Regions from separate parts of the Homo sapiens genome. Here region 1 is linked to region 2. Evidence: chromatin loops called from intact Hi-C (ENCODE). Cell type or tissue: PC-3. All regions are shown on one strand. Links, peaks and the distances in the headings refer to the core of each region. The heading gives the core; the rest is flanking DNA.

Evidence for each region. A loop is a pair of places that touch in the nucleus more often than their neighbours do. Peaks named below come from ENCODE experiments on the same cell type or tissue, not always from the same donor. Only the 100,000 strongest peaks of a DNase experiment are listed, where the experiment ranks them.
Region 1: a loop joins it to region 2, with 2.4 times the contacts of the local background. A loop is called at or near these places in 2 of 110 quality-filtered maps.

The regions. Positions count from the first base shown.
Region 1 is chr3:41,318,493-41,334,344 of GRCh38, reverse strand. All of the region lies in intron 35 of ULK4 (unc-51 like kinase 4), which reads left to right. Among named protein-coding and RNA genes, the nearest start is that of CTNNB1, 130 kb to the right of the region's middle. In PC-3, for the core only: no CTCF peak of the experiment used is centred there; a DNase peak (open chromatin) is centred at 6,434.
Region 2 is chr3:41,259,313-41,275,164 of GRCh38, reverse strand. The region is part of intron 35 of ULK4 (unc-51 like kinase 4); the gene reads left to right. It overlaps LOC105377046 (a long non-coding RNA gene), which reads right to left. Exons shown (of 3, transcript XR_001740666.3): 2 at 15,128-15,300; 3 at 9,443-13,819. Among named protein-coding and RNA genes, the nearest start is that of CTNNB1, 68 kb to the right of the region's middle. In PC-3, for the core only: no CTCF peak of the experiment used is centred there; a DNase peak (open chromatin) is centred at 6,924; H3K27ac peaks cover 1,037 bases.

The DNA of each region.
Region 1 (15,852 bases), core at 3,169-11,168, 59 kb before region 2:
CAACCAATACGAGTGACTAATAGAACCTGAAGAGATGCAACGGGCCTCTGATGGAGACTAGATGAGGCAGCCTCTCAACCCAATTCGCAGAGATAATTTCAACAAGATTTCTATAGGTTAAGCCCTTGCCAGTTTACAGCCCCTGTGACAAGCCCTCCGTGTTTAGCCCTCTTCCCATCACCACAGCAACCATCTCTCATAATACACAATTGGGGAAGAAGCAATTCTGCAAATGTGACCTTGTCCTACCTTCAGTTTTGCCGGTGTGTGTGTATGTGCGCATGTGTGAATCTGCGTGTGTTTCTTAGTTATCCTGTCCTGTGAACTTTTATTCTCCTCTCAAGATCTTGACATCTTATAATAAATAAGATGTTGTATTAAAATAAGAAAACCAAGTCTGGAAGCTTTATTAACTTGGCACTATTTCACCTAGATCAGTAGATCCCCAATACCAATCCATGGCCCAAGCTTCTTTGGAGTCAGTTGAGCCACAGTCCAGACTAACTGAATCACTGAGTCATGGTGTTTAGGATTCTGAATTCTTAATGTTCCCCGCGATTCTGATGTGCTGCCAAATTGGTTTATTTTCTACTGTTTCTATCCCGAACAGCCAGCATCCCAGCCCTGTCTATATATCCTACATAGCAAACAGGTGAAGAGTAAAACAGCTCTGTTCAACTCTTGCCTAGATCACAAAAGAATAAAAGAAATGTTTTAGACTAAGAAAAATGAAACTTGTCACAAGGTGGCACTACCCTTGCTTACCCTTAGGTAAGATGTGCAAGATTTCAGGACTAAAAAGGTAGCAGACACCAAGACAAAGAAAGAGTAATGCTGGCCAGGGTGAGTGAGAAACATCCGCTGATTTTGGTTCTCTTTCCCCAAGCCAGTGCCCAGTAGAGATCCCCCAAATCTGATTTGTATCCAACTTCTCAGAACTAATTTTTCAGCAATTTACAGTATGTCTCTGTTGAAAGGAATGTAAAAGGTATCCCAATCACAGATAGAAATGAGCAGTGACTGCCAAGCACCAGATCCTCTTTGTGAGTACAGGCATGTTGAGGCTGCGTGTGGTAGCTTGGGCTTTGCTGTCATAACATTAACTTCCATGGTCCCACTGGCCATTAGTTTTCATTTTGAAACTGTCTAGGCCACATTTGTCCACAGGATCCAATTCAGTGCTTACTCTGAAATACCTGTAGATGATATCTTCAATTTATTCTGCTTCTGATACAGATGGAACCTTCAAGAAAGATTCTTTCTCATGTTGTTGGGGTTTATCATGGCTTTGCATAAATTACCTAGAAGTGTGTTATTATCGCATCCTCTGGATCTCACTGTGCAATGCTTTGTTGGAAAAACATTTGTTCTTTGTTTCAGATGAGATGACTAGAAAATATTTTTAAAAGTTGGTTAAACGCAGAAACAGATCACCAAATACTGCATGTTCTCACTTGTAAGTGGGAACAAAACATTGGGTACTCCTGAACATAAAGATGGCAACAATAGACACAGAGGACTACTAGAGGGGGAAGGAAGGGAGTCAGGGGAGAGGGTTGAAAACTAACCATTGGGTACTGTGCTCACTATCTGGGTGACAAGATCAATCATACCCCAAACCTCAGCATCACACAATATGTTCACATAACAAACCTGCACATATACCCCCTGAATCTAAAATAAAAGTGGAAATTATTACAAAAATATAAGATTCTTTAAATTTTGGTTAAAGTTGTCTAAAGATTTCAAAGATAAGTACTAACCTTCTTAAAGAAAAGATCTTAAGTGACTTTTATATTGCCTGCCACGCCATCTGCTCATCCAAGCAAAGCAGTACAGACTTAACCCGTTGAGCAGTTAAGATTTCTAGCTTCCCATCAAGACTGCCATTGGGAAGGTGGGAAGCTGAAAATATCATCCTTTTGTAGCACAAAGTGTCATAACCATGATGAAATCAAGTTGATTCATGCTTGGAGTTAACTATTTTCCAGAACTTTCCTAAAATCATTTGAATGTTTGATTGGAATTCACAAATGTTATTGTAGCCCCAGATCTGCTTTATAATCGGTGCTTTTGGAATAGATAAGCTTTGAAATGGAAACATAGGTTTCTTGGTTTGTTTTTTGTTTTTTTTTTTCCTCTTGGCTGGAGAATCTCTGCTTATTAGAGCAATCAACCCTATCCTGCACTCTACACAGTGGCCACACTCAGATTTCCAATGGGTACTAAAGAAAGAGTCATGAACTTTTAAGATTGGACATCCCAAGATCTAAATTTAATTAATGGCTTGTATTTCTACAGCCTATACAATTTCACATTTTATTTTAACAACTATTTATTTTAGCATATAGAAAGCTTTGGAAGATAGTCAGGTGAAAAGAAAAATCATACCATAGTCCTAGATAAATTATTAGTTATAATTTTGGTATATTTCCTTCTAATCTTATATCTACTTAATCCATATTAACAAACATCCATTGATCACCTGCTGTTTATAAGGCACCAAGGAAGAATCAGAAGTAATTGACAGCCAGTCAAACAGAGACTAATTGAATTTTCAGGGAACACTCATTAAACGATCCAGATGGATGAAACTAAGTGCTAAGAAATTCGTCTCAAAACAACTTTAGAGATTCTGTGAATTTGGCAAAGATGATGGTGAGTGGTGAGGGAAGAGGATCACACAAAAAAAGTTTATTTCTACCTTGAATCTGTAAAATAATTAAGAAAATGTGTAAATAAATATAGAATAAAATGAAAAACCGAGGAATCCTAAATGATGTTGTGACACTTTCGGTATCCTGGGATTGGAGATTGGACAGGAAATAAAAAGCATTGGAAAAACCTTAGACAGATATTTTTCTTCTTGTTTTCACTTTTTACCAAGGATCTAAAGGCAAGGAATTAATATTAAACAGTCAGGTTTTATTCTGTAATTGCACACATTATTATCCCAAGAACACTCCATTTGCTTTAGATAATTGGAGTAGATTAGCTGTCGAGAACCTTAGAGTACACACCCAGTGTGAACTGACTTGGCCAAGTGTTTCTGCTCTCTTAATGTCTCTTACATGCATCACTGCTGTGCCATTTCCTCAGTTGTGGGCCAGAAGTGCTCCCTGCCCCCAGCTGGACATCTGCTTGGTACAAGTCAGACTAACTAGATCTTGAACCCTAATGAATACTTGCCCGCCAGACCTACAGTGCTAACAGATATCCAAGTTGGCTTGCGGGTAGCTGCCTTCTTTCACCCAAGTGGCTACTGTGCCTAAAAGAGTTCACTAGGGAGTTTAGTAACAGCCCAAGAGCAGTGGCCTTGAAGCTGCTTTGGTGTTTTCAGGAGGTGTGTATGTGTTAAATAAGCAGACCCTTTAGTCTTGGGAAACTGCAATGCCAAATGCTAAGCTGCAGATCTCACATGACACCCAGTAGAGACTGGCAGAGATTGGCCACTTCTCCTGGCCTCTTCCACCTTCCTTTGACCTCCTCACCCTGCTTCTCTCTGACCTCTGTAGCCAATGTAAGCATGACAGCATGACATTGTAAAAACCCAGAACCTCAGACTACTGCCATGGCCTTGGCTAGACTACTCCCAGAGCCTCAGCTCTGCTGCCTGGAACTACTATGAGGCCTAAGTGTTACCATAATAAAAGGTCTTTCAAACCACAAAGTGCTGGGGACAAAGGGTTCTTTGGATATTTTTAGATGACTTAGGGGTAAACATGGCTTCTCAGCCTATGACTTGGCTCTGACCCTCTGACTAACCAGTCACCCCTCACCAGGGTGATGTACAGCTTCTTACAGCGTCATTGATGGCTTTTGTAACTGCATTTCCATGCTCCATTGGTGTCCCTGAATCCTCATTCCTGAATAGGTTTGCAGAAAAGTGGGAGAGTAGTTAGCCATAACCTAATTTTAGTTTTGCCTGTAAGAAATGTCTAGGTAAGCATTGCCTGAGGAATTGGGATGGGATGTGAGTAGTGGCCAGCCTTGGAAAATGTCCAGAAGTGCTCAGATTGTCAGATAATTTGTAAAACTTGGAAAAGGCAGTCAGTATAGGGTTAATTTCCTTGGGAAAGCATTTTGAGACTCCAGAAGCTTGGGAGAGGAGGCAAGCGAATAGAAGCTGGTTGAATGAAATAAGGAGGAAATAGGAGTGAGGGGTTTGGAGAGATAGGGCACATCCTTGTGCTGGCAAATTCTAATCTCTCTGGCATTGTCTCCAGTCCACTGAGTGCAGAAAGCTCAGCGACAGCAGGATTGTGAGATCTGTGGCAGGAAACAGCTCTTTACTTCAGGGGAGAAACAAGTTTAACTATGTAGAGAGGAACCACTAGGCCTGTGGAATAAGGTCAATTAATGTGATATTAATCTGAAACATCTTCCTGTTAGTACAAGTTAGGGAATTTTAATTCAGGTCAGTAATCTCATATGTTTTTGTATTTTTATTTCCTAAATACCATTTGTCAAATCTAATATGCTCTTCTAATAAATACCCTTTCTTATGAAGAGCTTTATTTTTTCACTCAAATGATTAAAAATCTCTAAGATATATAAAGAAAGGTGTTTATTGCTACCTTGTATTAGTGAAAACTTGGAAACAATCTAAATGTTCGTCAGTGGAATATCTATTATGTAAATTTTGGTCCATTTTTATAGTGGAATACTGTGCAGTTCTTAAAAATAATGAGGTAGAGCTAGATGTATTGATAGGAAAAGATGTTTATGACACTGGGTTGTACAACTATGGTGAGATTCAATTTTTTATAGATTTCTTTCAAACGTAACAAAATAAGTTCAGAAAAGAGTCTATGAGGAATTGTTGTCAAACCATTAATGGTGAAAGTTGTAAAGGGAAATTTTTATTCTCTTATCCATGTATATATGTATTGAACTGAAGCATTTGGCCGTTTTCAATGAGCATGCATTTTTTGTCTAGAATTAAAGTTCCTGTAAAAGTAAACATCAATACAAAGAGATCACTAGAGGCAGTGGATACTATAATAATCTTTAAACTGAAGTCACTGCTCCCCAGATTGAGCCAAATTTGGAAAACCTGAAAAAACAGAGATTTCAGAGTAGCCAGTTGATGTTCCCCATCATACTCTGTTTAAGAATTTGTAGTATTGATACGTTGCAGCAACTTGGATGAATCTCAAGAGCATTTTACTGACTGAAACAAGCCAGTATCAAAAGCTTACATACTAAGTAATTCAAATGGAATTTATAGGACATTCTCAACATGACAAAACTATGGAGACAGAGAAGATATCAGTGATTACTAGGGTCTGGGAGGAGGGGCAGCACAAAGGAATTTTTTCAGTGGTGGAAAGTTTTTTATCTTGATTGTGGTGGTGAATGAGATTAACATGTTAAAATTCGTAGAACTATAAACAAAATCAATTTTATTTGTTAATTTAGTAAAAAATGTAAAAGCAAAAAATCAAATAAAGGAATAAGGAACCAGAGAATATCATGTGTCTGAACCCACATAAGAACATGGCTGTGGATTTCTGGTTGTTCAGCACCACGTGCCCACCCCACTCCGTGGGGCTTTCTCTCCTTGGCTAAATCCCAGAGCCAGCCTCACCCTTACTTCTGCCTGGGGGATCAGTTCAATCCCGAGAACTGTAAGGGATTGTCCACTTTCTATTTAAACAAATCTCGTATCAGGAAGCTCAGCACCTTTCAAGAGTTTATATTGGATTTACATATATTGCCTTCTACGAAGCCTGCAATTTCTCACTGTAACTTCTACCAGTGGAATCTAATTTTGCTCACTGGCATCACGTAGAATTAATACAACTCTAGAAACTATCAGTATGTTGCAGTCACCTCTCTCTGCTCTTGCCTCTCTCATTTCTCCTCTGAACTGCTTCTTTTCTCATCCTGGTTTCTACACTCTCCACTCCTCTGGTCTCTTTTGTCTACTGTCTCGTTTTTTGCATCCCTCTGAAAATGCGTTGGTCAGAAGTGAACATGATTCTCCATCTGTGGTCTGATAATAGGAAACAGAGCTAGTTGGCCCTCTTACTAATCCTAACATGGTTTTTCTATTGATGATGCCAGGGTCACAGGGCCACCTCTAGAAGCCATATCACTCTGTGGACTCAAAGTGCCCAGAGATTGTCTTTTTGCACATGCTGCTGAGAACTCCCCATAATGTTCGACAGGAGTAGGTTTTTTGTCTTTCACTGTAGAACCCTGCATTTATCCCATTCAGTTGCATCTTTTTAGGGCTGGCCGTTCCACTCTTCAGATCATTTTGCATCCTGCAGGGGTCTGACATCTGGCATATCCACCATTTTTCCCAGTCTCAGGCTCTGACTTGCCAAGTCTTTATCTTTGTCAGTAGTATAGTCCCTCTTTCCAAACGACTTAAGAAGAGAGATGTTTGACTTTGATTTTTGTGCCGTCACCTCTGACTCACTGGAACAGCCTGTTCCGCAAGAAAATAAATGCTGACATGTCTTAAGCTTTCCCTCTGCCTGTGCTCCTTTCTGAAAAGGTTCCTCTTATGTTCTGAATGTTGTACCTCTTTATATGTGACTGTTAATTGTATGCCTTGATGCTATTATAGTTTGGGTTGCTGGGGCAGGATGGCGCCGCATAAATACAACTTATCATCCTAATTAGCATCACTGCATTCTTAAGCAGGTCTGAAACCTGCAGTCTCCTCTGGTGCTTCATAGGTGTATAGTTATTATGAAATTACTACACATCTGGCTGTCTTATTTCCATAATTGCTGCAGTTGAAAGGTGACTACCGGCCTATTCTACAATGAAGAGGTGTTAATTATGTTAATAATCAGGAATTTGGAAGCAGCTTCCCTTAGTGGGTCCTGGACGTGTGTGGGCTCTGGAAACTACAGAGAAGGTGGGTAGCCAGTGACCAGGTGCCAGAATACGGGCAAGAGGACATAAGAGGTAGTAGAGACTCTATAGGAAAAAAATGAGAGAGACTAATCATAAATGACCATGGAGGCAATTTCTTGGCATTATTTAAAAGTGCATTTGATGTAATAAGGTAAATTAAAAGGCCAGGGATTTGGTGTAATTTGCTCCTGAAAGTACCCTATGGACTTTCTGTAACAAGACACGTTCTTCCAATAGATTGCTCAGGATGTGAGGGTAAATGGAGAAGGTTCTAGATCATCCTTTTTTCCCCCTCCTAGAAGCCGGGGATTTATTTCCAACCCTCTTTTTTTAAAAAGTCATTTCACCAAAAGAAATAAAATAAATAGCCCCAAAGCAAAAATTCTATGCTGATCTACCTTATGAAAAGCTTGGAAACAGTAGGGCAGAAAGCCTAGCATGTAAATGCAATGTTACCAGGTACTGACCTGTTTTATATAGTTATTCCTAAACCAGTTGACCAAGAGATTGCATTTAGTCAAGAGCCCTTACGTGAAACATTGCCACAGTGTCCTTAAAGGTCCTGTTCTTAATGGGATGAAAAGGGAATCTGGCTGCTGAGTCGGGGGTCCCTCTGATTGCTAGGCTGGCTAATGGATGTCCCTGTCTTCTGTGTCTTTTACTGTGTCCCTCTGAAAGTGTCATGCACTGTCAAGACCATTTCTCAATAGCCTTGAAATAGTCAAACGATCTGTCCTCACTAATCCAGGTAAAGTGAGACAGAGAGGAAGAAACCATTAGAAACAGCTTAAAACTATGTAAAATGTACTTTACACATGACTGCCAAAAAACACATTTCAGGTAACCTTTTTCTTTTATTCAGAAATCCCCAGACTTCTACCCTGTTGACTGTCAGCTTCTTTTCCCTGAAGTCTGCCTTTCACCTGTTACTTTCTTTTTGCTCTTTGTTAACAGAGGAGGTAACATATATTATTATTCTATGTATGTTTTCTTGTATGTATATATATATATATATATGTATATATGCATGTAAATATAACTCTCTTTAAGGTTAATACATTTTTTCAACATATGTGGGGTAATCTAGTTAAAGAGAACTGGGGATTGTAGCGGGCAGGCATTTCAATCAAAGATTCTAAATTGCACTTCAGTTAATAATGAAATTCTTGCAGGAATTAGCTGCAAACTTGTATTTAAGAATCGAATTTGAAGAGTTGTCTGTATTGATTTATGAGGTATAATGGTACTACTCGTGATTGGAATGCTGTAAATTTGCTGCCTACAGAGAGAATGAGAAAGATCAGAGCAGTCTGTTCTTGGGGAGCCCCCCCCTGCCCATGCTTATGGTGTGCTAAAGCCAATGGTCCTAGCCAGTGGAGGTCCAGGAGCCCAAACATTGTGTAGAGTGATTTTTCCTGGGATATGATAAAGACCTGATTTTATTTTATCATACATATAATTCATTACTTATCCATTTGTTTATACATGCATTCATATACATATAATTTATTTATATCTATATATCTATTACTTATTTATTTATTTATTTTGAGATGGAGTCTCGCTGTGTCACCCAGGCTGGAGTGCAGTGGTGCAGTCTCGGCTCACTGCAACCTCCACCTCCCTGGTTCTAGCAATTCACCTGCCTCAGCCTTCTGAGTAGCTGGGATTACAGGTGCCCACCACCATGCCTGGCTGATATTTTTTGTATTTTTAGTAGAGACAGGGTTTCACCATGTTGGCCAGACTGGTCACGAACTCCTGACCTCAGGCAATCTGCCCACCTCAGCCTCCCAAAGTGCTGGGATTACAGGCATGAGCCACTGTGCCCTGCCTATTATATATTTTATATATAAAATAAAATCCATCCTTTTATTAAAAACACCCTCTTCAGTGTCATAAACTTTTCTCCTCACATGCAGTTTTAGTCTCTTTGAAACCATTTTCACCAAAACAATAACGTATATTCTAGAATTTACTGAATGGATAAGTGTTTGCATCAAAAGTATGTGTTTATCACATAACAGCATGAAATCTGATTTCCTTTTGATAAATGGAGTTCAATTCTGATCTTTCTTTTAGGAAACCAGTGAAGTATTTATATTTAGGTTTTGAAAAGTTTTTTCTGTCTCCAGTTTACCTGTAGCTCATTTTCATTCTTCAAACTCCCCAGATACCCCCACCTCCTGGGTTTCTTTTCTGAGTGAACAACCTCTGATATTGTCATTTTTTTTGAAAAGGGGTGGTTATCTTTGTAATTTCTGGGAGAATATTGCCATTATACCCATCTTTTAGTCACTAGGGACTGAGCGTATGATGTCAAGCTGTACTTTAATGAAAAACATATCATTTAAAGCATCAGAAAATTGTAGGTTACACTGTGAAGAAATCAGGGACATTCTCACCACCGTAACAGGCCCTACTGGTCCTCCCCCATCTTCCTGCTGGTGTAGATGATCTCATTTGGCTGGGTAGTTACCTTCTTTGGAAAGACGGTCATGGTCATTTGTTTTTACTCTCGTGGTGCCTATGTTTTTCCAACTTAATGTTTTAGTATACTTCCTCCACTCAAGAGTGAAATGTGCATAGTTTATCATGAGGCGCTGGTTGGAAAACAAGAAAACCAAAAGAGACTCTCCTAAGATCACAATGTACAAGATGAAGAAGGAAGATGCCGTTGTATTGCCTGTGATGAGAGGAGAGAAAAATGCTGGCAGGTGGAGGCCCAGAGAGAGAAGGTGACCTTCCACTCAAACCTTTGCTTTTGTTTATGTTGTTCCCCCATCATGCTTTCCACTTGTTCAAACCCCCTCTGTCCTTCACAGCCCATGGCCACTTCCACCTGCCTTCTGAATAGGTGAGCAAGCCCCCTCCCCTTGTCTGCACTCTAAGTGCCTGCTTCTCTAATTGGCAGTGAATCCTCTCTACCTGATGGTAGTTTTATCTGATTCTTGAGCTTTTACTAACTTCATATTTTCTTTTCCTGGCAAAATAAGGCATGGATCCTTTGTATAGTTCTGTGCATAGAGTATATAGGCCTTTGTGTACACAGAGTACACAGACATTTGTATAGCTCTGTGCAGAGTAGACACTCAGTAAATGCAGTGAATTGGATAAAAGATCTCATAAAGGAAGCAGGTGTTCAGTGGTCCCCCTCAGACAGTTTAGCTTTCTTATTTGCAGACAACTGATTAATGGCCTTTGCACAGTAGGTGTATAGTGACACAACTAGATGTCTCCTTCCTAGGAGCAAGGCCTACATCTTCTTTATGTCCCTTTGGGTCCTGAGCACAAGCTGGGCACACCAGAGTCTCAGAACCTGCTCAGTGAATTGAAAGGAAGAGAATGGGCTGCCTTCTTGATGCTAAGGCCCCAGCTGAAGTAACCATGACCTCAGAACCCTGAGCTTGGGCTGACCTGGCTTCCTGCTGGGCTGGTCCTGCAGTGACAGGCATAATCCCTTAAAGTGAAATAACAGAAATGCTGCTGGATCATGAAAAAGCTGAAGATAACCAGGTGCAAGCTTCGGTGCCTTCTCAGTTTATGAACCCAGGGAAGTAACTGACCTATGCCATTCACAAAAAAGGGGAAACATTTCAAATCTATTTATTTTTCTATTTTTTTTAAATCCTAAAGTCTCTCTATGCCTTGGTGCTTTTAAATTGCAGTTTTTGCTTGTTACTTTCTGTTGACTCAATAGAAACACCCTTAATGCAACCCCCTTACACTGTGTCTGCTTTTTACTCCATCTGTAAGCACTCGTGGGAGTGAGATTTGGACAGGACACTGGGAGGGGGGTCGGGGGCAGAAGGCAAAGCTATGTGCATGGGTGTGGGTTTCCTGGATCAGCTCCTGGCCAGCTGGTAAAGAATTTGCTTTCTATGGTGTAGTAGTGCTGAGACCAATGAAGATCTTTAGTCAGTAGTATAAACCCTAATTAGCAAAAATCTTCATTTCTCTGTTGTATAGCTAAATTTAAAGTTTTTCTCACTAGACAGAAGTACCATGCCTCTGTTTTTTTGGTTTTTGGTGTGTGTGTGTGTGTGTGTGTGTGTGTGTGTGTGTGTGTGTGTGTGTTATTGTTCAGGAAGGGGTCGGGATTTAATTTTTTTTCCTTCCCCTTCAATATTCACTCCCATTCCCCCATCCCCACTCTAATGAATTTAATATATGTCCTTGAATATGCCTTTGACGTGTGTGTGTATGGCAACATGGAAGGAGTTTAAAAGAATGGCCGGGCATGGTGGCTCATGCCTGTAATCCCAACACTTTGGAAGGCCAAGGCGGGCAGATCACCTGAGGTCGGGAGTTCACGACCAGCCTGACCAACATGGAGAAACCTCATCTCTACTAAAAATACAAAATTAGCCGGGCATGGTGGTGCACGCCTGTAATCCCAGCTACTCAAGAGGCTGAGGCAGGAGAATTGCTTGAACCTGGGAGGCAGAAGTTGCGGTGAGCCGAGATTGGGCCATTGCACTCCAGCCTGGGCAACAAAAGCAAAACTCCGTCTCAAAAAAAAAAAATGGTACACACACACACGGCTATTATATATACTTGTGGAGCCTTGCTTAAGAAGTCTTTCCCTAATCCCTAGTCATAAAGATAACCTTCTACAATATGCCTTGTTCTCACCATAATTTTTGAAATGTCATCCTGTAAATCTTTGGCACACATTTATTTCTGGTTTTGTTTGAGCGAAGTAAAAATATTGGATACAGTTTAATATGTTTGAGATGTAGTCTAGCAACCAATATCTGCTGAGCATTAAATAGCTTGGAAAGAAGTAAGAATTCATTATTTCTTATTCCATCGGCTCTCAAACATTAGTGTTTGTGGGAATTACCAGGGAGCTTTGAAGAAATGTAGCTTCTTGATCCCTGGTGAGATTCTGGTTCATTAGGTTAGGGTGGGACTCAGTAATCTGCTTTTTATCCAGTGCAGGTGGTCTGCAGTTAGTACTTTGAGAGATACTATCTTATGTGGGTCAAATTGTTAGCAGCAGCGAATCCATACGGGTCTACAGCAACCTCAATTATTGCCTCCTCAGAAAAATTTGTCTGAGGGGCATAAGGCAGAGGGAGAGACGGAGGCAAGTTTTAGAGCAGGAGTGAACGTTTATTAAAAAAGCTTTAGAGGCCAGGCAGTGTGGCACATGCCTGTAATCCCAGCAGTTTGGGAGGCTGAGGCAGGTGGATTGCTTGAGGCCAGGAGTTCCAGACCAGCCTGGCCAACAGGGTGAAACCCCATCTCTACTAAAATTACAAAAAGGAGCAGGGCGTGGTGGTGCACACTCGTTGTCCCACCTACTCAGGAGGCTGAGGCACAACAACTGCTTGAACCCAGGAGGTGGAGGTTGTAGTGAGCCGAGATCGCGCCACTGCACTCCAGCCTGGGTGACAGAGTGAGACTCTCTCAAAATAAATAAATAAAATAAAATAAAATAAAAGCTTTAGAGCAGGAATGAAAAGAAGTAAAGTACACTGGAAGAGGGCCAAGAGGATGACTTGAGAGATTCAAGTGTGTGGTTTGACTTGAGGTCTTGTAGGTTGGCATACTTTGGAGGTCTGCATCTCTTCTCCCCTGATTCTTCTCTTGGGGTGGGCTGTCCGCATGCACAGTGGCCTGCCAACACTTGGGAGGGGCCGCAGGCACAGAGTGTTTACTAAAGTGGTACGCATGCTCACTTGAGGCGTTTTTCCCTTACCAATCAAGTGTTCCTCAGGAAAGGTCATACACTTGTTAAACTCCACCATTTTGCCTCTTAGTGCACATGCTTGAGCCCACTCACCCGACTCCTATCAGGAAGCTTCTGATCACCAGTTTCAGGTTTTATCTGTTGGGAGACTGACTGTCTTTCCCTCGCTCTGGCTGAGAACAGTTATGGTTTTAGAGAGACAGTTAACAACTGCCTGACCATCACGTGATGGTCGCCTCACATTCCTGGGTGGTGTGGGGAGTCTCCTGCCCTGCTCATGTCTGACTACCTACTGTAACACAATCATAGCAGATATATCACTTTAAAGGACACCATCCACGACAACACAAGTAAGGGACTTTGAGCAAAGGGAATGCAGTGGAAAATATACCTGCTACACCAATCCAGCCACTGGGTACTATAGTCATTGCAGTAGGGTTGTGGGAAGCAAGGTTTCTACACGGAAAAGTTGTTGAATATTTTATATCCCTATCTCTTTTCACACTAATGCTGAGTTTCCAACAGGCACTGATTCTTCTGAGGACTAGAAAAGGGTTTTTTGAGGCTGTTACCACCCTAATTAACACCTCTTCTCTTCTTTTAAAGGGGCCCCCTGAGGTCGTTAATAGAAATGTGAGATCTTGGGAGGAAGCACCTTCCCGGGGTGCAAGTTCGTTGCATTATAAAGGGAAAAAGTAAGAACCAGAGAGGCCTGGCAATTAAGATCCATGGACAGTTTCCAGGCTTAACAAAAAAAAAAGGCAGTGAGATATCATTGCATTAAATTGCTGCATCTTAAAACTTGTTCCAGAGCAGCCTACCTGGCTTATTTATTTTTATTTTATTTTATTATTTTGAGACAGTGTCACTCTGTCACCCAGGCTGGAGTGCAGTGGCGCGATCTTGGCTCACTGCAACCTCTACCTCCCAGGTTCAAGTGATCCTCCTGCCTCAGCCTCCTGAGTAGCTGGGATTACAGGTGCGCACCACCATGCCCAGCTAATTTTTGTATTTATAGCAGAGACAGGGTTTCACCGTGTTGGCCAGGCTGATCTGGAACTCCTGACCTCAAGTAATCCGCCTGCCTCAGCCTCTCAAAGTGCTGGGATTACAGGCATGAGCCGCTGCACCCAGCCCTAGATGGCTTATTTAAAGGATAGGCCTCTTGGGATCACTTGAGAAGAATATTCAAAATTGAGAAGGATTCTTGTCCAGGACAGTGGCAGGAAGAAGTTGTTCCCCGTGGCCAGCCTAGGTTCTGGGGCCGGGCAAGTTCGGTGGCTTCCTCAGCCCCATGGAAACTGGAGGAATTTACGCTAGACTTATTAGGCTCTCCGGGATGCAACTACTCTCCTTGTTATTGAAAAATGGGTTATGATCTTGCAACAGTTGACTTGTATTATCACATTTGTCATCACTATCAAGGTAATAATAGTGGCATCCCTGCGTTACAGAGCATGGTTTACACAGGACTTTCCCCTGGATTATCTCATAATTATAATGGCTACCCTTTGTTGAGTGCCCAGGAAGAGGTGAGTACTTCATATATACCCTACCCTTCATCCTCCTGAGAAATCTATAGTTGGGGAAACAGAAGCTCAAAGCCACTAGAAGAGTTTTCTTTAAGTCACATAACCAGTAAACAGCAGAGCTAGAATCAGAATTCAAGCAGCAGATTCTCCAATCATGTGTAGCATATTCCATAATTTGAAGAAAACACAAGTTTATTATCGTTTAAATCCTTAAACATATTTAAAATATAACATATTTATATCACTACTGAACTTTAAGTTATGAGAAAGTTTTGTACGTGAAGAAACTATGGAATCAATGGCAGTTGATTTTACTACTGGTAGAATAGTGATTGGGCTGTTGTCAATAACCCAATAGAAGGCTTGGGCTCTCCATTTATTAATTCACTGGCTCTGGCTCCACCATTTATTCATGTAATGTTTCTGGGAGAGTTATTTAACCTCTTTGAATCTCCATTTCCAGATCAATAAATTGGACACAATAGTAATACTTCTCCCATGTAGTTCTTATGAGGATTACATGAGATTAATACATATAAAGTATTTAGAAAAGTATCAGGCACATGGTAAACACCAAATAAATGTTAGATGTTTAAAAAATGAATATGGTGATATGATAGCCTTTGCTTTGGCAGATTGGACATGATGGTATCCTACTTTGACCATGTACCAAGATGTGTCTAGTATAGTAAAACAATTAATGTGAAGGCTTCCTCTTATTTAATAAAACCTAGATTTTCAGAGTCAGAGGCCTGTAGGTTCTCCCTTTTGATCTGGACTCTTGAAATTGACAGTACTTAAACACTTGGCTAATTCTTGATGAATTATGATAATCAGATAATCATGGACATATGAAGAGTGCTTTTAGCCTTTTTGAGCCATTGAGAACTCAGTAGAAACAAGGCATCCTAACAGCTCTTGGGATGGAGACCATCTTGTGTGTAAATTGAAGAGTATATAAGTTGAAGAGTTTAAGTCACAAGCACTTCATTGTACTAGTTCGTAGTGCCCCCACACGAAGATGCCCAGGTGCACCTGGCAGAATAATGCAGCTTGCAAGTCCATTCCAAAGGTTGCCATAGCCTCTGCACTGCCAGTTAAATGTGTTGCACTACCTTTAATATTACATGTAAGTAAAATAAAGACCCTATTTCTAGAAGTCATGCAAGAAATACCTAAACTCATTTTCATAGACCTGTTTTACAGTTAATCATATCTTTTCAGACCCAATCTTTTATTTTCCCAAATCCACCATAATATAATCAGTGTTACTGATTCTTCCATACCGTAGTTCTTTTTAGAACCAAATTAACATACACTGGAAGTAGGTTTGAGTTTCTGGATGGATCTGTCATCTTTTACAGGTTATAAAGGGGCATCACTGATTAAGTCCTCTTCATTCCAAATACAGCTATTTTCTTTGCAAGCCATGACTGGATCCAGAATATCGATCAACCACATCCAAGTTGTTTTTCTAGAATTGCTCTGACCTCACAGACCACACACTGCCTATTGCCTGCTGCTGTCACTCCGGGATGACTCAGGTGGCTGGCTGACCCTGCTCATCAGGATTTCCCTCAGGACACACCACAAGCACTGGACCTTTCTTTGTACTAGCACTCTGCATAGTACTCTAACTATAGAGAAGATTCTCATTAAAATATCTTAGGATAATAGCAGATGCAATGCAAAACACAGACCCTTTTTTTTGTGGCATTTCTTCCAAATCTTTATTTTGACTCTCAG
Region 2 (15,852 bases), core at 2,802-10,801:
ATTCTTTATGGGAAGTAATAGATAAGTCACTTCTTCTAGGGTGTTTCCCAAGCACCACAGGCTGTACAAGATTGCCTGTGTCTTTCTCATGAGGATTGTGGGACAACCCAGTTCACTGTACTTTGGCCCCATTGGAATGTTAGCCTCTGAGCCAGTTTAGTGGGCAGTGTAGAGCACAGATGTCTCAGGCATTCCCACATAGAATCATTAGTAGAAAGTGCACTGCATCCAAAGGCTTAGCAGAGTCGGGTAGCTGTCATGGAGGCATCTTTTCTCATAATCTTTTATCTTCCCTGCCACCACATAAATAGAAGTCCTTGGTACATGAATCCACGAGATACATGAGACTCAGAGAAATGCCAGCAAATTGGAGCAATATCAAATTGGAACACAGCTCCATAGAGTAGAATTGACTGTTTTGGTTGTTTGGCATATCAGAAATCTAAGGGAACTAATAAATCAAGCCCACCAAAATTTTATTCTGCTTCAATATAGTCATAACCGTGTATTCTAGGCCAAGGCCCACAATAATTGGGCTGTATCTGTGCCAAAATAGTCTTATAACAATTTAATTTAAGGTTCTGTGGCTGCCACTCATCTTTAAATCCATGAGTCTGTCCCTAGACCTTTTTCAAAAGTTGATTAATTTGTGTTTTTTGAGAGAAAACATTACCACTGTGACTGAACTGATGTGTATCAGAGTCAGATAAGTGGGCAGCGCAGAGCACAAACATCTCAGACATTCCCACACAGAATTTTTAGGGAACAATTACTAGTGGCTGTCTGTGTTACTGTGGAGCCTTAAAATATATGGCAAACCAATGCACATGCACAAAAGTGAAACCTGGAAATATCACAGGTATCCAACCATGAGAATTTCCGTATCTGGTCAAGATGGAGTAATAGGGCCCAAATTTACCCTCCTGCCTTGAAACAGCCAAAAGAAGAGGAAAAAAAATACAGAAAACAATGGCTTTCAAGACACTGGACACCAGGCAGTGAAAGATAGTGACCTCTGAGAGATGGCACACAAAACAGGTGAGTCCTATGATTGCCTCAGCTTACTGCCTTGAGAGTTTACAGGCCACAGCATATGGAGGGTGTCTTTAGTTTGTTTTGTGTTAGTATAAAAAAAAAATACCTGAGACTGGGTAATTTATAAAGAAAAGAGGTTTATTTCGCCCACGGTTTTGCAGGTTAAGGTAGTTCAAGGGCATGGCCTGGCTTCTGGTGTGGGCTTTTGTGCTGTATCACAACATGGTATAGAAGGTCAAGGAGGAAGCAGACATATGTGAAGAGAGGGAAATCTGAGGGGCTTTATAACAACCCACTCTCACAGGAACCAGTCCATTCTGGTGAGAACTAATTTAGTCTTGCAAAAGCAAGAACTCACTACTGCTAGAATAGCCCCAAGCCATTCATGAGCGATCCACTCCATTCATTACCCAAACACCTCCCACTAGGCCCCACCTCCCCACACCCCCACTCTAGCAATCAAATTTCAACATGAGGTTTGATGGGACCAAACAAATCGTATCTAAACTATAGGAGAGAGGAACTGAGGTGGGGCCCAACAGATTCCATGTTCAGAAGACAGAGCTGAGTCCAGAGAGACCAAGACAGCTAGTGTTCAATAGTACACAGTACTGGAGCGGAACCCTGGAAATGTATGGATGGTTTCTCTTGAGTATTTCAGCAGTACTGATCAGTGCCTGTATGTGAGGTCAGGAAAAGAGCCATCCAAAGGGATTAAAGGGAACAATGCCCCATGCTGGTACAGGGCCAGGAATAGTGCCCATTCCCACCAGGCAAACTAGAAAACCTTATAGTTCCTGGGGCATAGGGTAGAATACACAGAAGGGTCTTGCCTCAACAGGGGAAATAATTTGTCCTAGATTGAGCACTGCTTCAGACTTGCCTAGAAAATCAGAAAAGCAAGACCTCAAAAAAACAAAATGTTTCTAGTAATTCAGCTGTATTTGAAAGCAAAGATCAAGAGTATTTTTAGGAATACAAAAATATCAAGTACCCAATAAGGTAAATTTTATAATGTTATACAATTTTATAATTTCATAATAAAAGATTATAAGGCATGCAAAGAGGCAGAAAAATACAGTCTATCAAAGCCAATCCAGAAGTGACACAGACATTAGAATGGGCAGGCAAGGATGTTAAAAGTTACAACTCTATTCCATATGTTCAAAAATTTTAGCCAGAGACATGGAGGATATGAAAAAAGACCTAAGGAAAACTTTTAGAAATGAAAACTATAATATCTGAGGAAAAAATACATGGGATGGTATTAACAGTAGATTAGATATTGCAGAAGAAAAATTACTGAGTGTGAACGTATAGAAGCTATCCAAAATGAAACACAGAAATAAATAAAGATAACTGTTGGATAACTTTAAGTGTCCTAACATGTGTGATTGGAGCTAATGAAAGAGGGAGAATGGAAGAGAGTAGCAAAAATATTTGAAGGAATAATGCTTGAAATTTTTCTAAATTTCATGAAAACTATAAACCCATAGATCCAATATACTCAATGAACCTCAAGCACTAGAAACATAAAAAAAAAAAATACACCAAGGTATATCATGATCAAATTGCACAAAACCAGTAGTAAAGAGAAAATCTTTAAAGCAGCCAGTGGAAAAGGAAGCATTACATGCAGAGGAACAAAGGATAATGGCACATTCTTATAAACAGTGCAAGTGAGAATACAAGGAAGCAACGTCTTTATTGAAAGCGGGGTGAGGGGGGAAGAAACTGTCAACCTAGAATTCCATTTCCAGCAAAAAAAAAAAAAAAAAAAAAAAAACTTTCAAAATTGAAAGCAACAAAAGACATTTTCAGGTATACAGAAGGTAAAGTAATTTATTACCAGCAGACTGGTACTACAGGAAGCCCTTCAGGCAGAAGGAAAATGATACCAAATTAAAATCTGGGGCCAGGCACAGTGGCTCACACCTGTAATCCCAGCACTTTGGGAGGCTGAGGCAGGTGGATCACTTGAGGTCAGTTGTTTGAGACTAGCCTGGCCAACATGGCAAAACCCCATCTCTACTAAAAATACAAAAGTTAGCTGGGTGTTGTGGCACATGCCTGCAATTCCAGCTACTCCGGAGGCTGAGGCACAAGAATCACTTGAACCTGGGAGGCAGAGGTTGCAGTGAGCCGCGATCATGCCACTGCACTCCAGCCTGGGTGACAAAGGGAGACTCCATCTCAAAAAGTAAAATAAAAAAGTAAAAAATAAGAAATCTGGATCTGCACAAAGGAATGAGAAGCATCAGAAATGGTAACTACACTACCATGATGTTCTCAATATAAATCATGAGGGTTCATAGTAGCCTTATTTGTAATAGCCCAAATCTGGAAACAATCCAAATGTCAATCAATAGGTGATCAGACAAACTGTGATGTATCCAAACAATAGAATACTACTCAGCAATAAAAATGAATGAAGTAGGCCAGCTGCAGTGGCTCACGCCTGTAATCCCAACACTTTGGGAGGCCGAGGCAGGTGGATCACCTGAGGTCAGGAGTTTGAGACCAGCCTGGCCAACATCGTGAAACTCCGTCTCTAGTAAAATACAAAACTTAGCCGAGTGTGGTGGCAGGCGCCTGTAATCCTAGCTACTCAGAGGAAGGCTGAGGCACAAGAATCGCTTGAACCCAGGAGGCAGAGGTTGCAGTGAGCCAAGATCACACCACTGTACTCCAGCCTGGGCAACAGAGTGAAACTTTGTCTCAAAAAAAAAAAAAAAAGAACTATTGATACATGCTATAATATGGATAAATCTCAAAATAATTATGGTTTATGAAGGAAGCCAGAGAAGAATATATATGGTATGATTCCATTTATATAAAGTTTTAGGATATGCAAAGTAGCATATGACGACAGAAAGGAAATCAGTGGGTACCTGCAAGGTGGAGTTGGGTGTGGGGAGAAGAAGGTAGAGATTACAAACGGGCATGAGGAATGATGGATATATTCACTGTCTTGATGTGGTGTTGGTTTCACAATTGTATACGTATATCCAAACTTAGCAAATTGTATAGTTTACTATATGTCAGTTAAACTTCAGTAAAGCTGTTAAAAATTAGTATATTAAGACAGAGTAGAATGTGAGAAAGACATAGAAAAAGGACATAGAAAAATATAGAAAACACAGTTTTATAAGCCCTGCAACAACTAGGTAAAAACAATGTCAATATAAATAGTATATCTTTAAAGAAATAGTTTAGAAAGATGGTTATATTTAGAAAAAAAGTTACTGTAATAATTTTTGCTGGTGAACGAATGAATAAACAGAAGTAAAAAATGTACTCTACTCTCAGACTTTGTCATTTTATGGGATTTAAATTTTAATTACTCCATGGAAGGTTTTTAATTATTTCTTTAGAAACTTAACCTTTCTGCCACGATCTCGTCGTATAAAATGAGGACATTAGTAGTATTTAACAGAAGCTTAAATGAGCTAATTCATTTCTAAGTTTTCAGAACAGTACCTGGCATACAGTAAGCACTCAATACTTGTTAGCTCTTACCATTACCAGCTACTAACAGGATGTGCCTCTAAAGCCACCTTGGATCCAGAAGGTTGAACTTTAAAATGGTAATTCCTTCCCTATTGCTTGTATACCCAGAGAAAAACAACAAAAACTAAAAAAGGGATAGAGAGAAAAGGAAAAGGGCTTAAGATCTTTGTTTCTGCTTCGTGACTCTAAGGACCCAGACCCCACAAATGTGCAGGACAACTCTAGGGCCCATGGGGAGAAGAGTGGACAGTTGTGGACATACATGGAGCCAGTCAGGGGCTTGCTTCAAAGTCACAGCTCCCCAGCTGGGTTGGGAATGATGGATTGAGTACTTAGCATGACTCTCCAGCCCCAGCTCTCACACTCTTTCCTGGTTAGGGGTTTGTATCCTCCCCCGCCTGACTGTGCCGCATCACCACCTCTTTTCTCTGGACTCTGGGCCTTGTGTTTGAGCAGGTAGTTTTTATTTCATATGACAGATCGCTTTTTTTCTCTGAGTAATATCATGACCTCCAACTTTAGCTAACAACTTTGCTCATCCTTATCTTAGGCTGTATATGTCTGTTTATGCTGTGTGTGTGTGTATGTATCCTAATATGATACATATATATTCCAACTTATATAGAAAACAGTCTACTTTATAATTTTCGCACATGTCAGTTCATACTGATAATAGTATTTTCATTGCACCTTTCAACTAGAGGTAGAGTCATCACAAAGTACCAAGGGTAGCAAAAAGATGAGTCCCCAAAGAGTTAAGGATTTTCCCCAGCATCTCTTTAATTAGTCATGTGCAAGTACTTTATTGTACACTTTATTAGGTAACTTAACTTTATAAGAAATGGTAGAACCAAATGTTTACATTTGGATAACTTTAAGTTTGTACTATTGAGATTGTACTATTTATAAGGATGCTATGAAGGTCCTTCTCTTATGTAGATAATCTATATAATAATTTGTTTTTCATAAATTTGCATCTTTATACATTGTATTTCATTAAAACAACTTTAGAATCCTTATGACCTTAACTCATGTTTCATTATCATGAACCAAAGTATCTCATAATAGTAGCATCTGACTCATGGCACCATTTTGTAATGGGGTGAAATGGACTGTAGCCTCCTAATATCCTCAATTAAGGGAGCCTTTGGATCATGCTGCATTCTGCCACCTCATCCAGATGTTGGAAGACTGTGCTGTTGTACAGGACCATCAATTCCTGGAGCTCATTTATCTACCATAGGCCAGGTCTCTGCTTGTAGGATTTCCTGTAAAAGGACATGTTGAGCGATATGTGACATTCCTGCCAGCTGGGAACCTTATTCCTTTCATGGATTTGCATTGAAATTAGTAGTGAAGTTAATGGGGGTGGATGGAATTATCCATTTACAAGGGATACTTGTGAGTGATTATACCCTAAATACAAAATAGTCCTGCTCATCACACATCTTTTTGCCAGAATCCTGATATGTTCTAAAACTCATACAGAGCTAATTTCAGAGGTGTGTAATAAAGCTTGTTTCAAATTCTCACTCAAGTGGATCATATGGGGAAAAGAACTACCTGGTGACAAGTGTGTGCCAGTTAGTCAGGCTATACAGTCTCTCTTCTGGGTTGGTTGGGTCAGCGTGGCCAGTGAGCGCTTGGTCCAGGGAGCAGCTGAGGGTGGGCCTTCGCGAGCTGCATCTGAAGGCTGCTCCTTGCTGGCTCTGTAGCAGCTGTGTGGAAAGCCTTCATCTGAAGAGCTGCGTCTTTACTTTCTGGGAAGAGGGTGGAGTGTGGGGCTTTTTTTTTTTTTTTTTTTTTGTGTGTGTGTGAGACGGAGTCTTGCTCTGTCACCCAGGCTGGAGTGCAGTGTGCGATCTCGGCTCACTGCAGCCTCCATCTCCCGGGTTCAAGCGTTCTCCTGCCTCAGCCTCCCGAGTAGCTGGAACTGCAGGTGCACACCACCATTCCCAGCTAATTTTTGCATTTTTAGTAGAGATGGGGTTTCACCATGTTGGCCAGACTGGTCTCGAACTCCTGACCACAAATGATCTGCCCGCCTCGGTCTCCCAAAGTGCTGGGATTACAGGCATAAGCCACCATGCCCTGCCGAGTGTGAGGCATTTAAGGGTAGTCTGCCAGAACCTCTCTGCCTTGGGCAGCCCAGAAGGACCTTGAAGCACAAGTTCACCCTGGGACAGGATATAACCAAGTGATAGCCACTGACCCAAGTACCGCAGAAGTAAGAGTATTATGTGTTGGAAGAAAGGCTGGTCCAAGACTTCAACCTCAGGAGAGAGGAAAAGAAGGGTTTGTAGTCCAGTGGGGAGGGTGGTTAGTAACCTTTCAAAGAAAGGCATCCTGATGTAACATGAGAAGGCAACACAGCGTGACTCAGCATGGATCAGATGGTCTAGCCTATGGTTTCTCAACCTCGGCACTATTGACATTGTGAGTCAGATAATTCTTTATCATGGGGACTGTCCTGTGCAATATGGAGTGTATAGCAGCATTTCTGGCTCTACCCATTAGATGCCAGTCCACCTCCCCTTATCCCCAGTTGTGACCACCAAAAGTGTTTCCAGACATTGCCAAATGTCTCCTGGGGGTCAAAATCACCCCCAGTTGAGGAATATGAATGTGAAGTAGTCGGCTGTGCCATGAAGCCACTGAATCAAACACAGCTACAGTTGGACTCCTATTTCACGGGCTCTCTCAATCTGGTAGACATCTCAGCTACAACTGCTGACTCCTTCATTCTTTCTCAGTGTCCTTTGATGGTTGAGATCAAGGATTCGAAGTCAGGAAGACCATGGCTAGTCACTTTGCCTCCTGAGGTGACAGTTTCCTCATCTGTAAACGAGAGTAGCAGCAGGACTCATTGATCTGGTGTGGACAGGAGGAGTGCATGTTAAGGACTTTTCACTGTGGCTGATGTCAAATTAGGCTCTAAGAGTCATGCAGAATTTATAGTGGTAGGGCATTTAGAACTGTCACCTTTTTAGCATCCATCATATCCTCTATTTCAGGGTAAATGAGTGTGTCCAAGATAAGTTTTAAAGGATCTAGAATCAGAAACACCATTTGACCCAGCAATACCATTACTGGGTATATACCCAAAGGAATATAAGTCATTCTACTATAGAGACACATGCACACGTATGTTTATTGCAGTACTAGTTACAATAGCAAAGTCATGGAACCAACCCAAATGCCCACCAATGATAGACCGGATAAAGAAAATGTGGTACATATACACCATGGAGTACTATGCAGCCATAAAAAGGAATAAGATCATGTCCTTTGCAGGGACATGGATGAAGCTGGAAGCCATCATCCTCAGCAAACTAACACAGGAACAGAAGACCAAATATTGCATGTTCTCACTCATAAGTGGGAGTTGAACAATGAGAATACATGGACACAGAGAGGGGAACATCACACACCAGGGCCTGTTGGGGGATGCGGGGCAAGGGGAGGCAACTTAGAAGACGGGTCAATAGCTGCATCAGACCACCGTGGCACACGTATACCTATGTAACCAACCTGCATGTACTGTACATGTATCCTGGAACTTAAAAGCAAAAAAAAAAAAAGCCTTAAACCCCCCCCCCCCAATAGAGACACAGATTTACTCACACACACACACTTGCCACATGAGGTAGCTGGCAAGAGGGTTATATTTTCCACTTAGTGGCCACAGAGGAGCCACACCCTCCATTAGTATTGCCTTTGCTCCACATAAGTCGACTCCTAGCAAAGTGGTTTTAAGGGACCATGGAAGTAAAGGAGGCTGTTTGGATGAAGCACTTCAGTAAGAAGGAAGAATAGGAGCTCCCCCTTCACCCCTCTGTTGAAATCATTTTCTTGGTCTTAATTTATTTTCCTGCCTTTATTTAATGAAAACCTTCTAAGAATACCTTTGAATTTGAACTGGGGTTCATGAAGCACTTGTATGCTATTTACACTCTAACCCAACTGAAAACAGCCTTTTTGGATAATCTTCTTAGGCTTCCAAGAGACCTAACCTTGTATTATAAGCCATCAAGAAAAATGCAAAGAAACAATGACAAAGTCCAGCGTATTTGCAGCCAAACAGCCTGTGCGTGAGAATTCCCCCGTGGTAGCTCACCTGGACTGGGAGGGAGTCTCTCTTGGTCTCAGTGGTCTCAGTGCTCTGGGACCTTGACTCTGTGAGACCTCTCTTTATGCATCCTTCTCTGCTCTGCAAAAAAATGTGTAAGCAGAGTCTGCAGCCAGCCTGAGGCTTTTCTAGAATCAGCTTCACCCATTAGAGATTCAGTTGGACCATAGCTCTGCTGTCCTGTTCAAGTGCCCAGGGTTGCCCAGAAGGAGTGATTGCTACATGGTGGTCACAACTCCTTTGAGTCCAGGATCCCAACCCTGTCCTGCTACCTGCACCAGCCGCTGCTCTGGCTGGGCCTGTCCACAAGTATAAAGAGCAGAGGCCTGAGGAGGTTGGTCCACTCAGCCTGTCAAAGCCTTTTAGAGAGGAATATCCGGGCTCTTTGATGTTGCCCTTGGAGGCCTGGGAGACCTTGCTTCAGTTAATTTTATCTCAAGGCCGATTTGACACTTAGCCAGAAAGTTATTTCCTGTGCATACACATTCTGCTGGGTCCTGTGTGGTCCTCTGATTCACCCAGAGCAGGGGGTGTGTGGACCAGCAGATGCCTCCTGGGAGTTTTCCAAGCCCCTACCACACACATAGCTACTTGTCACCACCAAGCTGTGCAGAATGGATGCTTTTGGGTCAGCTGACAGTGGACCTGTCTCTTGGAGGTAAAAACCCACAGATTTCACGATTCCCTTCCCTTCTCCTGGAGCCAGACTCTCAAAGGCTTCGCAAAAAACGTCCTCAAAGCTGTGGCCCTGCCTTAGGGAGGGAAGGGTGAGATCTCTCAAAGGGGCTGCTCATTTTCTGAAAACGGTCATTATAAAATGTTTCCAAATGGAGTCGGTATTTGATCAAGTCCCTCAACAAAAATAACAGCCACCATGGGAATTTTCAGCTGTCCAGTAGTCAATATCAGGCCTAGATTTTGATTAATTGGTGCCTGACGGCTTTAATAATGTAAACCAAGTGTGCTTCAATTTTCCTTTCCATTTTATTTTCCTCCCAATTTTATTAATTTGAAGGAATTTTGGCGGCCCCTAATGTTTCATTAGAGAGCCACAGAAGTATGAGGTGAAGTCTGGAGGACAGAGCAAATGACTGAGTTTGCGTGGCCCTACCAGCTGTTTCCAGTGGGTGCCCAGCTGCACTCCGCCTGGCTGTGACTCATGCTCAGCAAGGGCCCGAGGTGACGGTGTGTCTCACAAACGTGGCTGCCCTCAGTCCTAGGAAGCATGCAGATCATTCTCAGAGCTGGCCACCTTGGGTTCACACTTTGGCTGGCCGTGGCCCCCTGTGGCCGTGGATCTGAGATGGTCCCCTACCTGCCCTCCTGACTGAGGCTCGGTGCCCAGTCCAGGCTGAGGATTCTGCAGTGCTGGCCCAGCCTCCACTCTCCAGGCCTGGCCACCTCGTGTCCCAAAGTCGTGGAGTCCTTCTGTCCTGCCTTATAAATCCCAACTTGATGCCTCTGGAGTTCTTTATGGTGGTTTCTCTGAGGGCCTGTGGGGATTAGGTCTTAGGCCCCAGCCCTGTGCCCTGTCACAAGTCTCCCTTCCACACTGGGGATTCACTGCAGCAGAGGTGTTTTTGCTCAGTAGAGCATGTTATTAAGGGCAGAAATTACAGCTGGCCATAACTGACTGACTTTTTCCTCCAGTTGTAACATGAGTTTCAAGGAGAGGCTGAAGACTTCACGTAAAAATTCCACCATGTATTAAAAGTTACCAAAAAATAGAATGCTCATCTAATATAATCTGTTGAAGAGATTGCTTATAATTGTCGATTAATCCATCTCCTTCCAAATCAGAGAATATGTAATCATATTGCCCATTTTCAAATGGAAACTCTTTTTTTCCCCTTCTTTGAAGAGTACTTGAGTGACTTTATTTCTGATAGGAATCTCACAGGTTCTGTTTCCATATGGTTGATGAGGCAGACTCTTCTCCTGTTTGCTCAGAATGGGACTATTTCAGCATTTAGCCCTACAAGAGAGGGTCTAAAATGCGTGGCTTATGTGGCATGCCCACCCCAACAGCCACCTGCTGGCTCACACCTCCACCAAGGCACTGCTTCTGCCACTGAGGACAAAGGGCCACACGGCATCTTACCTCTGCTCAATTGAAGGGTCATTGGAAGGCAGGGGAGGAGGCACTGTGTCAGCGTGGTTAGGGATCTGGCGCTGGCATGTGAGTTCCTGGATGTTGTGCCTCATCCTGTTGCCTCTCACCTGGACCATTCCCAAAGTCCCTCCTAACTGGCTTCTGGCTTCCAGCTGGTCCCTGCTTCTGCAACCTTTAAAAAATCTCTGCCTCACCTGTTCCCACTTCAGGCCTTCATGGTTGCTGCTATCACCCCTTTTTACAATATAAGTCCCTCACATGTTCTCATGGCTGGTTCTTTCTCATCATTCTACCCTTGGCTTATGTGTCACCTCCTCAGGGAGACTGTCCTGGCTGACCTCACACCATTGTTCTTCTCTCCCCTCCTTTACTTTCTTCATGACACCTATCAGCATCTCAAATTATTGTATTTGTTTACTTTTTAATTGTGTTTCTCAAGGTGGAAGCTCTGACTTGACACCCGGCACCCCCTGCTATTTCTCCAGAATCTAAACAGAGTCCAACACATAGGTGCTCAATACACACTGTCCTATTGACCATAGAATCATGCTAATATTTGTAGGATCCTTTACAGTTGCCAAAAGAGCTTTTCATGTGTATGCATCTCATGTGTGATTGTGATTGCTTTTCTGCCCACCTTTGACTAGACTGAGGGCCTTGGGTGTGAGGATTTGGTGGCACTTTCTTACGACACTGGAGGTCTCAAATTCAGGATGTATGATATTTATTGCATATCCTTGCAGTCATGGTCCATGCATGTTTTTATATTGTGTGTTTTTTTACTTTATATTATGAGTATTTTCCTGATTGTCCCTATGTATAGTGGCTGAATCACTGCAGAGTGGTTTAGTGGCTGATAGTATCCTTACCTTGTCGAGTGAGGAACTGGGGAAAGAAGGAAGCTGTGGGCTTTTTTAGCCAAGTTGACTTGACATGGCTCTACTTTGCTTCCCTCCATCCAGTGGGAGGTTCAGAGAAGGGGCTGGAAACAGGCCCTGTTAAGCTCTTTCTCTTATCTCCCTCCCGTTTCCCACCTCAGAGCCCTCCCTATCACACAAACACTCTCAACACAAAATCAGTGACTCTGTTGTCAAATACACAGCTCACTATGACCCCATATAGCATTCCTAAGGACTGGTTAGTATTTGCTTGGATCAGGTTTGCGTGATAGATACACTGTTCCTCACTTCTTATGACCGAAGCTATCCCACTTTGGTTACCACCCCAAGTATTTTTTCTTGTGAGGAAATAATTCCAGCCACATCCATAGTTGACATCCTCATGCCAGTGCCTTAGAAATCTATGCTCTCGTGCTTTTCTAAGTGCTTGGTTTGGGTCCTCCTGGGCAAAACGGTAGTCCTGATCCTGTATTTCACCAGAACTTACTTTGGGCCAACCTCCCATTTATTTTTATATCTACAAAAAGTCCACATCATAATTTTTTGCCAATTAAAACTGTGTCCTCACTTATTTTGGAACTGGCTGTTGTAGTTAGTTAGTTGGATCAGGCCTAAAAGACTTCCCAAAGCAGCTATATTATATTCAACATTTTAGACTTATGGGACTTAATGGCCAGAAACTGATGTAATTATGAACAGTTTCTAAGCAATAAGGGCATTTTTACTGCCCTGCAGAGAGCTGAGAGAACTGGTTGGCCTAAAATGAAGAAAGGAGGTAGCTATGGATAATTTTCTCTTAGAAAATAATCATGTCTTATGGGGTGAAAAAGAAAAACATTCAAATCCTCCGCATGTTACTTCTGTAGCCTCTAGACTTGGCAGGTGCCCACAGGTACAGAGAGGAGTTTGGGCAAGAGAGGTGAATGGAGGTGTCAGGCTAAGTTAAGGGAACATACAGACCCCAGGAGGAGGAAATAAAGGTCAAGAGAAAGAAGAAAGTCCTTCAACACTGCTTTGCTCTCACCAAAGTGTGCCCTTTGATCATTCAAACGCTAGCTTACCATCATCCTCCTTTGCACGCTGCATCTCCAAATCTGGAAATGTCAGTGGAAAGGAGCAGTGTTCCTTACTTTGACCCCAGTTTGAGAGGCTTCTGTCTTAAATACAGGCCAAGCTATTTCCTTGGGAACCTGGGCCCCTGGAAGCTGGGACTAGCTCCCCCCATGGCAGAATGTCAGCCTCCTCACTACTCATGGAAATGTCAACTCCCGGCTTCCCCAGTTGGACACCGGCCCTGTCTCTCGCCTGGTGCTCCTGCAGCCACACCCTTCATGGGGAGAGGCAAAGGGCAACATGGTGACTGGGGCAGGAAGCAATGGAGGGAAGGCAGAGCAACAATGGGGTGGGATGCAGGAGAGAGCTGCCCAATCTGGGCCTCCATCCCAACTCCACTACTAATCACCGCCTCACCCTGTCTCTAACGTGTGATCATGGAAGATGTTCCTCATAGGGTCACTGTGAAGAGAACATGAGATAATGGCCCACAGTGGCTACCCAGCAAACTGTTGATTCACTTCTCATCACCAGCAAAGACGGACCTCCATCTAAGAGCGCCAGGAGAGATGTGCAAAGCCTTTGGTAGCCAAGCCTGAAAGAAGTTGCCAAAAGTATGGTGCTCTCCATATCAGGAACAGCTTACTGGACAGTACACAGGATCCACAGACTCCTTTGGTCAAGAGCAACAACTTCCATTTCCATCTGGGAGAGAGATTCTGCGGTTCCTGCTTTGCCTGGAAATGATGAGGATGAGCAACAATGACTGGGGGAGCAAAGGGCGCTATGCAATTTACAAGAGATGGCCGGCAGAGCAGTGCAAGCCATTTATACAAGATAACACAACATGTAGGCAGTGGGGCTAGAAACACGGCTTAGTCAGTTGCTTACTTTTTTAAATCAGCCAATCAGCCAACAACTTTGCCAGGTACTTAGTGGCAGATGTGAAGATGCCGTGGTCTCAAGGGATGAGTGTGGATCTTGAAGTTGAGGGGACTGGGTTAAATCTCAGTGCCACTGCTTGCTGGCTAGCTGACCTTGGACAAGTCACATGAGCCCTCCTAGCCTTCATTTTCTCATCTGTAAAGTGAGCACAGTTAATACTTGTTTTTCAAGTTGTCAAAAAGAAAATTATATGTTTGAAAGCAGTTAACTCTATTCCTGAATATAGTAGGTGCTCAGAAATGTTAATTTCCTTTCTTGACGCAAATCCCAAGCCGTTTTACTCCAAGGCTTTTTACTTATTTAATCCTATAGGTAAAAGTGAATCCAACAGTTTCTACCTGAAATCTGGGTTTTGTCAACTTTGCCCCCGCACATCTACTAATGCCCTGTGTACTCCCCTCTCCTACCCGGTTTGTCTGGAGTACACCACATGGAGACTCATCGCTGCCCTTGAACAAGAGGTCATCTGCTGTTTTCTTCCTTTCCTCTCCCAGCTTCCTTCACCTTGAGGAATCACTGTATTCCAGATGCCACCACTTCCTCAGGCCTCAGTATGCTTGGGGCCTCCCAGTGAGCTAAAGCAAAGCTGTGCTTCATGCAGAGGGTGACAGACCGCCTCACATAGTGGTCCTCCTGGACAGAAACATGGTGCTGCTTATGCTCCAGTACTGTTCCAGGTGTTTAGTGCAATATCTCTGTCACCCTCCAGAGAATCTGCATTCATGGGGACCTGGGTCAAATCTAGGGGAGCAAGCCTTTGTGACTGGGCCTACCTCTTCTGTAAGACCCTGCCTCTTCCCTTGAGTTCCAACTGTTACCCCCTTACCCTTGGTGATCAGCAGATGCACTGATGGGAATCCTTAGGGACACCTCTAGATCTCTTTCAGATGATCCCCCGCTTACTAATCATGGACAGGGCCTCACTTGCTTTTGCTAAGGTACATAAAGTTTCCAAATGGACTCCAGGGAAGGCACGGATGCTGTGAGGCAGCTGGAGGCCATGCATGAAAATTATTCCATTCAGTCTCAGATTTACTCAGCATCCCATGGAAGGTGTGATGAGCATATGGGCCTGGATGCAGAGCAGGATGTGTTAATATGGACTTGCTTTAATCTGAATATGAAAGGTGAGACCCTGGCAGCAGCTCAGGATGCTTCTGGAAGGACCCAGAATGCACACTGCAACACCAGGTAGAAAATGAAGGCGGGCCTGCCAGATTGCATCATGCCGACGAGAGGTTCTCCTCCAGATTCCATCCTGGCATCAGGTGGCAAGAGGGTGGCCTGTCTCTATGAGCAGTTGGGAGAAATGGCTTTGAAGTAGCATGAAAACCCCAGCTGAAGAGAAGACAAAGTGTACATTAAGAGAACAAAATGAAGGGGCTGGATGGATAGGTTTATTTTTGAAATTTAAACTCTCTGAAGTAAAGTTATCATAGTTACCTGCTTGTTTTTACTTGTATTTATGAGATCTGAAGGCCACAGAATTAAAATAATCCTCCCCTGTGTGAAGTGTGTGTCTGTAATAACAAGCACCAAGAAGCACCTGGGCTGCTCTCACTGTGTCAGCTTCATCTCCTGATATTTTTTTTCTAGTCTGTCAGTGTTGCCTGGGCCTGTTGAGAGGAACTCATGATTAGAAAGCAAAAGTTAACTGGACTTCCTTTTGCCACACACATTCAAGATCACTACAGATATTGACATATATTATTGCACACTCATAAACAAAGTACCACAGCATGCCCATACCTTACTCAGTTACAGCCACATATCTCTCCACACCAAAAAACATTTACAAATACAGAAGGCTGCACTGGAGCATTTTACAAGCTTTAGGAGGAGGATGATGCTGTGAGTCATATTTGTGAGCATAAATTCCTGATGTGCCACGGTGATAGAAAATAGAAGTTCTGGTTTGCTTGTTTTTTAAGGCCTTAGATGAGGAGTATAGGCACCAGTCTTAGATTTGTCCCTCAATGGCCACTTTGCCTTGGGCAAGCCATTGTTTTCTCTGTTCTCACATCCTCTCCTGCAAACTGAAGAGGCTGCCAACTTCAGGGTTCTGCCATTATCAGGGGGCATAGGATGGCTCCACTTGCTAGTTTGTATTTGGGGAAGCTGAAATCCAGAGAAGAGCCAACCCAAACTGTGTACTGCAGGGTGTTGTG